Regions from separate parts of the Mus musculus genome. Here region 1 is linked to region 2. The links are chromatin loops, found by intact Hi-C in ENCODE. Cell type or tissue: left cerebral cortex. All regions are shown on one strand. Links, peaks and the distances in the headings refer to the core of each region. The heading gives the core; the rest is flanking DNA.

The links. A loop is a pair of places that touch in the nucleus more often than their neighbours do. Peaks named below come from ENCODE experiments on the same cell type or tissue, not always from the same donor. Only the 100,000 strongest peaks of a DNase experiment are listed, where the experiment ranks them.
Region 1: a loop joins it to region 2, with 4 times the contacts of the local background. A loop is called at or near these places in 2 of 42 quality-filtered maps.

What each region holds. Positions count from the first base shown.
Region 1 is chr2:35,976,681-35,980,593 of GRCm38, reverse strand. Ttll11 (tubulin tyrosine ligase-like family, member 11) reads left to right here and starts at 774. Exons shown (of 10, transcript NM_029774.3): 1 at 774-1,422. The coding sequence starts at 970. In left cerebral cortex, for the core only: no CTCF peak of the experiment used is centred there; DNase peaks (open chromatin) are centred at 1,344 and 1,933; H3K4me3 peaks cover 2,070 bases; H3K27ac peaks cover 913 bases.
Region 2 is chr2:36,197,220-36,201,132 of GRCm38, reverse strand. No RefSeq gene overlaps it. Among named protein-coding and RNA genes, the nearest start is that of Gm46735, 7.2 kb to the right of the region's middle. In left cerebral cortex, for the core only: no CTCF peak of the experiment used is centred there; DNase peaks (open chromatin) are centred at 1,926, 1,970 and 2,501; H3K4me3 peaks cover 271 bases; H3K27ac peaks cover 1,728 bases.

The DNA of each region.
Region 1 (3,913 bases), core at 973-3,472, 220 kb after region 2:
AGGGGGAAATAGACTTGTGGTGACCAGGGCTGTGGGGTGGGAATCCCAGGAGTTAGTTTATGGGTATGCTTTCAATATGAAAAGTTCTGAAGATGAATGGTAGAGATGGTTTGCACCACAGTATGAATGCACTGAATGCCACTGAAGAGTGAATTAAAAATAGATTAAATGAGGGCTGGAGATGAAGGCTCATCTGCCATTCATTTCCTGGAACCACGCAGCAGGTCACATCAGGGAATCTGATGCTCTCTTCTGGCCTCCTTCTCCACCAGGAACATGCATAGTACACATACATACATGTAGGCAAAATTATACACACCACACACATAATAAATTTAAAAATAATTAGTACGTTTTGTTATATGTTTTTATTGTAATAAAAAGTGTTGCCCTCTACAAGTCTAGGAATCTGAAGGGCTTCTCCATCTCATGGGAGAGACCTGAAAACCGACAAAGGTGGCCTCCAGCCTCAGTCTGAGGCTCACAGAAAAGGAGTCGATGAATGTAGTAGGACTGGGGAAACTAAGTCTCGTGTTTGAGGAAGATGCCGCTCTTCCCAAGTCCTTCCCTTTCCAAGCTCGGGAGCGAGACAGGAGCGCAACCTCTTTTACCCTCAGCCCCACTATAAATCATTCCTAGCCAGTCCCTGAGTGCTCAGAAACTCTGCATGTGTGACAAGCTGCCCTCTTCCAAGATGGCTATCGCCACCTCTGTGACAGGCCTGGTCACGTGGACGCGCTCGCTTGTGAGGTCGCCGGGCCCGGCAGGCGATTGTCCCTTGCGGGGCCCCGTCCCGAGGCGGCGACTATCCCTGTCAACCGGGGCCTGAGAGATCATGGCAACGGGCTCGGGCGGGGAGCGCGTGGCGGCGGCGGCGGCGGCGACGGCGGCGGCAGTTTGGTCGCGGGCCGGGACGGCGGAGCAGCGGCGGCGGCGGTGGCTGTGGCGCCGGCACCGGCCCTGAGCGTCATGCGGCGCAGCAGCCCGGAGAAGAAGCCGGAGGCTGAGTGGGAGGCGGACGCGGCGGCGGCGGCGGCGGCGACAGCAGCGGCGACCGAGTCGCTACCGGCGGAGACTGAGAAGCAGCAGGGCGTGGACGCTGGCGCGGCCGGGGATCCAGAGCGCCTGGAGCTGGAGGAGCAGCCCAAGGACGTGGGCCGGATCCCGACCCCGACGCGACGCCACGCGCCCGAGGAAGGAGAGGCCCGCGTCGTCCGGCGGCTGCCACCAGCGCTGCCCCTGGCCCAGCCGAGGCCGGCGGCGCGGGCCCTGAGCCAGCTCGTGAAGGCACGGGGCCGGAGCCGGAGCCGGGTCTACCGGCGGAGCGCAGGCTCGATGCGGCCGGTCACCGTGGACAGCTCCAAGGCCCGCACCTCCCTGGACGCGCTCAAGATCAGTCTTCGCCAGCTCAGGTGGAAGGAGGTGAGGCCCGCCGGCCCGGCGCGTGGGCACAGGGGGGTCGTCCCGAGGCCTGGCCCCCGGAGCCACTTCCCAGGTCAGGTCAGCCCGTCTCTGCTCTGCTCCCCTACAGCTTTTCTTATGTCTGCAGCCCTGGCCTCGTCAAGCTGTAGATCCTGGTTTATCCGTCCTGTCTTCTCCTCTGTTGGCCCCGGGGCCAGGGGCCACCTTTCACTTTCTGCATTTCAGTGATATTTAAAGTTTAGTAAACTTTCATGCTTAGAGTGCCACTCTTGGGCCAGGTTTGTGCTCGCCAGCGCCTCACTACACTCTTCAACTTAGCTGTGCGACCTTGAGCAAGCTACTTTTCTTCTTTTGGTCCCGTTTACCTCGGTAAAGGGAAGCCGGTTCGTTCCGGTTTGGAGCATAGTGCCTAGTGCTTGCACAAGGTTTCAGCAAATGACAACCTACTTTCATCACGATCTTTTACCACCACCACCATCACCACCACCGCAGACACTGATTGGGGGATGTAGCAGGTGACAGTAAGTGGGGGTGAAAGCATGTGTGAGCAGATGAATCACCCTTGAATTCATTTCAGACCTTTTAAGGGACGGGGTGGGACAAAAGCACCAACGAATCCGAGAGGTTTCTATTTTCATTGGCTGAGTAAATAAAGCCAGCTGACTTTATTTACAGCATAGAAACCATTGGTCCACTAAAGATTCCGTGCGCAGAGAGCATGAGGGCTCAGGCTCTGAACTTTGTGCTAAGTGTGGTACAAGTGGTTTAATGAAGTTGGAGACTGGGGAGAGATGGCCACAGGTCCACTATGGTCAGAATGTTGATGTCCCAGTGGAAGAGTTTGGTTTGGAGAGAAACCAAGAATCAGGTGGGGTGGTGGAGGTGGGGTCTGGCAATCCCAGGTGTCAGAGCCCTCTCAGTCTTGATTTTCACACCTTGGAAACTGGATGAAGATTGGTGAGACTCGGTTCTACAGTGTCTAAACTGTAGATAAAGTCCCATGTCCAGCCCAAAGATAGGCAGGCCAGGAAGGTAAACTTGGACTTGTCAGAGCCACCCAAAGATAGGCGGGCCAGGAAGGTACACGTAGACTTGTCAATGCTGCTGACCTACTGAAGAGAGTCCAGGGATAGAAAGTAGCTAAGAACTCAAGCTGGCTAGCAAGTGCCTGTGTTCTCAGCTCAGCCCTGAGAAGAGACAGGAAGCAGCCTTTATCTTGCTCACCCAATCCAGCACAGGTTCATTCTCTTAATTTGTAGATATCCTCTATGGTGATACCAAGTTCTATGCTGGGCCTAGAGAATCACACTTTAAATGTACTCTTGTCTTCAAGCGTTCCTAGTTCAGTAGGGAATGAAATCCAGTAAGTAGTCCTGGTATCTGCAGGCCCATTGCTGCTGCTGCTGCTGCTGTTGCTGCTGCTGCTGCTGCTGCTGCTGCTTTAAATGCTCCTTTCCCAGCTAGCTATGTGCATGGCTTTCTCTGTCACCTCTTGGGACTGCTGATCAAGGTCCTGAGAGAGGTTTCCCAGGCAATGTTCGCAGCCATCTCTAGCCCTGGCTGTTTGCTTCATAGCATGAACCTCTACCTGACATCGTGTTGTATTTGTTTATTGACTGTTTTTCTCACCAGAATGTAAGCTCTTCGAGGGCAGGCATTTTGTTTTGTTACTGCTGTACTCAAAGTTGTCTGGCATCTGGAAGTTGCTCAATAAATATTTGTTGAATGCATGAACATATTATGTGATGAGTGTCTCTATATGCTGTGGGAGACAGAGGCGGTCAACTCTAGTACATCTTCCTCAGGGAAGTGAAGCCCAAATGAGTCTTGAGTGTTGACCAAAGTTATTTAGTGGTGTGGACTTTGGGTCCCTGGTAGAGGGAGTGGTGTGGGCCAAGCAGAATGCATGCAGTGCTTTGCAGTAGAGCTGGCTGGCTGGATCACAGAGAGGGGTGTAGCATGGTGAGAGATAAGGCGGTATAAGTGAGCCGGGGTCAGATCGTGTCACAGGACTTGGGCCCATTCTTGAAAGGAAACCTTGTAGGCCGTTGCAGAAACCCAAGGGTCTTCAACCTATCAGCTCTACTATTGTGGACAGGTGAGTGGACTTCTTCAGACCTGTTTGCTCAGCTGAACAATGAGGTTTAGCAAATTCAGGCTCCCAGCCTACTGCCCTAACCACAAAATAACAATGTTAAATTCTTGCACCAGTGAGCCCAGAAGGATAGGTAGTTCCTAGGACCCTACCTTGACTGCCCCTCCCATTTTAGGCTGTCTTTCTATCACTTGTAAAACATGTTGGCATATAGGTAAAGATGCTCATTCTAGTGTATTTGAACATAATTGACTCCCAACAAAAAGCCTTCACTGTGACATAATGCCACCCTTCCTAAAGACAGGGTAGTATGACTGGTGTTGCTGGTGTCCCTGTCAAGAGATACCCAGCAAATGTACAGTAGGACATTTGAAGCAAAACACATATGTCATCAGA
Region 2 (3,913 bases), core at 969-3,468:
CATACACACACACACACTCACACTCACAAAACACACCTTCACCTCACTAACACCTTCTCTACACCAGGTGGAGTGTCCTGGAAGTGGTGAGAGTCTCAACTTGCCAGTTCCTAGACCCACCCTCACACAACATTCCAGTCCCAGATCCCAGGACTTACTGCCAACTATGACTTTGTATGAGGCAGCCGCCTCTCTGCCTCACCCACTCTGTAAATAGTGGATGCCGGGGAATAGTGGAACCAGGGAGAGGTAGGGCTGGTTTCTCCTTTTCCATCCTCCACAGTTACCCCATTTTATCAGAAACTCAGTTTCTCTGGGACTGGTAGAATTTGGGGTTCAAGACTGTAGGTCTTAAACATGTTAAGCGTATGTGTGTACACGTGTGAGTGTATGCACACCATAGCACATGTGTAGAGGTCAGGGGACAACTTTCAAGAGTCAGTTCTTTCCTTCTACGATATATGTCCTGGGGATGGAATTCAGTCTCCAAGCTTGATGGTAGATACTTTTACTTTGAGCCATTTCACTGGGCCCCAAAGCAGTAGGTCTTATTAACAATGTTGCTACACAGACTAGCTAAAATACAAGGGTACAGTACCATGGATACAGTGTCATTCTATTTCCTCCTTACATTGTTATAGCAGCTGCCCAGACCCACTCCCATTCTAGAAGACACGTGTGGGATTTCAAGAGTCTACACTCCCGGGACCCCCTGTCTGACTGCGTGTTGTCAGATGTGATCAGAGCCCTCTTGCTTAACTTTACTGGAGGACTAGATCCAGTCTCAGACACCAGAACAACCCCCTGGTCTGACCCTGTGTGTGAGGCCCCTGCTCCTAAGTGATGGCTGTTTGGGAAGATGAGAACATCGTTACAGGAGACATGGGAGGAAGTCCTTAAAGCCCTGAGCAGGAGGAGAACATGGGGGAATCCTGGGAAGGGAGAGTCCCTCTATGTGGAACCATTTAGGGTAGGCCTAAAGAAGAGCTAAGAGGTCTTAATCTCTCTCCTTCCCTCACCTTCTCCCTCTCTCAGCCCTTCCCTTCCCTTCCCTTCATCACTCCCTTTCCTTTTCAGAAAAAGACTTAAAAGCCAAGGCTGATGGGAAGGGTGAAACCAATCAGCACATGGTCACTGCCGAACGTGACAACCTGAGCTCCATTCTCCAGAAGCTGTCTTCTGACTTCCATGACTTGTGCACACACTCACACACTAAGTATGTGAATAAATAAACAGACATGAAGAGCGATGGGCGGGGAAAAAATAAAACTGGAGAGTGTTGTGTGTGGAGGTCACACCTAGAAACAATCTCAGTATGTGGGAGGCTGAGACAGGTGGATTTGGAGTTTGAGGCCAGCCTGGACTACAGAGAGGAACCTATCTCAAAATTAAAAAATAGAAATACTCGGGCCAGGCATGATTGCCCACATACTCAGAAGGTAGAGGCAAGCAGATCTCTATGACTTCAAGGCCAGCTTGGTCTACAGAGCAAGTCCCAGGGCAACCAGGACTACACAGTTATACAGACTGACTCAAGATAAGATAACAAAAAACAAAACTGGGGCTGGAGAGATGGCTCAGTCATTAAGAGCACTGGCTGTTCTTCCAGGGGACCTGGGTTCAAATCCCAACACCCATATGGGGACTTTCAGCTGTCTGTATATTTGGTCCTATTAGATCTGATACCCTCTTCTGCTTCCAAGGGCACTGCTCACATATGTACATACATGCAGCTCAAAAACCCATTTTTAAAAAATTTCAACAAGCTAAAACAAGAAAGCAGCGCCCAGAATACACAGTAACAACCATCCCTGTTTTCACAGCATGTATGCGCACACATAAATATCTACACATTATATGTGATGTTGGGGTAGCACTCCCCAGTGGCAATCACCACTATAATGTAGTAAGTATCTCTCACAGCCCACTCTCCCTTTCACTCTCTAATGCAAAAAGAAAAAAGAAGAAAAGGAGTCAGCAGACATTTTAGGAAGAGTCTGGATTATGTAAGTAATGTATATGTGGCCAGGCTTGCTTCCTCTCCTGCCCTTTGTGCTAAGAAGCTCCATTCTAACTAAATCCTACCACCCTGGCTCCTCAAGACTGCTCCCTTAAAGTGTAGCCGCTACTGACCTTCCAGGTAGCGGGAGGGGCATGAACCGAAGCCCCAGAGGAGTTCAGGTGTACTCTGGACAGGAGAGGGTGTGGGACAGGCCCTCAATTATCCCACTTCTTTGCTCTCCCTGGGGAAGCTCCTGCCGCTCTTTGTATTCATTGTCTCTTTAATGACCTGCTGGAGTCAAGTACCCATTGTTCTCAGGCTGGGGCAGCCTCCCAGGCTTTCCTTCCCTGCCTTCCTCTGGCAAGCGTCCTTATCTAGTCCTGCAGCCTGCCAGCCCCAGCTGAAGCCGCTTCCTCCACCCACACCCCTCCAGGCCCCAGGCTGCTGTACAGGGCCCCAACGTCTCCACCCACCCTCTCTCCCACTTTTCTTTCTAAGAAGCTGACTCCTCCGCTTAGCCTTTGAGTTTCCATCACCCCCGTGTATGTATAGCCTATGTCTGGGTAAGCGTCTCCCAGGGCAACGCGGGATGTCTCCGTCTCACTATCACACTCTGCACCGTCTCCCCTCTCGCTGTCTGTCTCTACCTGGAAATATCTGTGCTTGCAAGTGTGTGGCATGCGCCTCAGATCTCCATGTTTGTCTCTGCCCCTGTTCTATGCAGTGCTGTCTTCTCTATTTCTCTCCTCTCTCTGACGAGCCTCCCTACACCCCCTCCTCCCTTTCCTCCCTTGCTCCTCTCTAGACCCTCCTGATTGACTATTATCCTGTTTCCAACCCTGGCCTCACCACCACTGCACATTCACCCAGGGGTCCCTGACACAAAACACGGGTCAAACCGGCTCCATTAGTGCCTTTTCTCCCTAGTTACAGCTCCAGCTTCTCTTGGTTGTCAGCCTCGGAGACATCAGCACCAGGCGTGGGCATGAGGTCCTATAGCTCCCAGACTCTGAGATTCGGGCATCTGCAGAGTTAAAAATAGACAAACAAATAGGAACCAGCAGAAGTTAAAAATAATAAATAAATAAATAAAGGCCAGAGAGATGGCTCTGCAGGCAAAGGCACCTGCAGCCAAGCCTCATGGCATGAGTTCTGTCCCCAGAACCACGTTGTAGGGGAGAGCTGACTCCTGACAGTTGTCCTCTGACCTCCACATATGTGCCCATGCATGCACACACAAAATGATGTGATTTAAAAATAGATGGTGAGAACCAGTAAGTGAGCAAGTCCTCGTTTTTTTAAACAGTTGGGCTTTTTTTTCCCCCTTTTCTTTAAAGATGCATCAGCTTCTCATCGCACAATAGAACGTTTAACACCAAAGACAGGAGAAAGAGCAAGAACCAGGAATAAGCCACCATCTCAACTGACACTTTAAGGTTAAATGTAGACAAAGTCTATGAATATAATTTTATGAGACTGTTTTCTATATCGCCTTTATTTTCCTTATGTTGCCTTAGGTGGTGAAGCTGACTGAGCTCCCCAACAGGGCCCCCTCCCTGGTACCCATAGAAAAGCAGAATGACTTTTATTAATAAAAAGTACAAACTGGACCAGGGCCTAGAACCCCTCCCAGGACACTCAGCACCCCATAGAGTTCTTTCCAGCCCACCCCCTTGCTTTCCGTCTCTCAGTTAACTTCTGGAGGTGCCTGGGTTGGAGTCAGGCACCAGGTTGCCTGGGTTCCCAGCATCCTTTGTGTTTTTGGCTAAGTAAATTGACCTCTGTGTGTCTATCCTCATCCACAAAATAATAAGTAGCCCCTAGGTTGCCAGAATAGTCAAGTCCAGCACTTGTCAGCCACTCGTATTATCTGGAAGGAAGGGGTGGGGGAGCTATTTCCATTGAGACCAG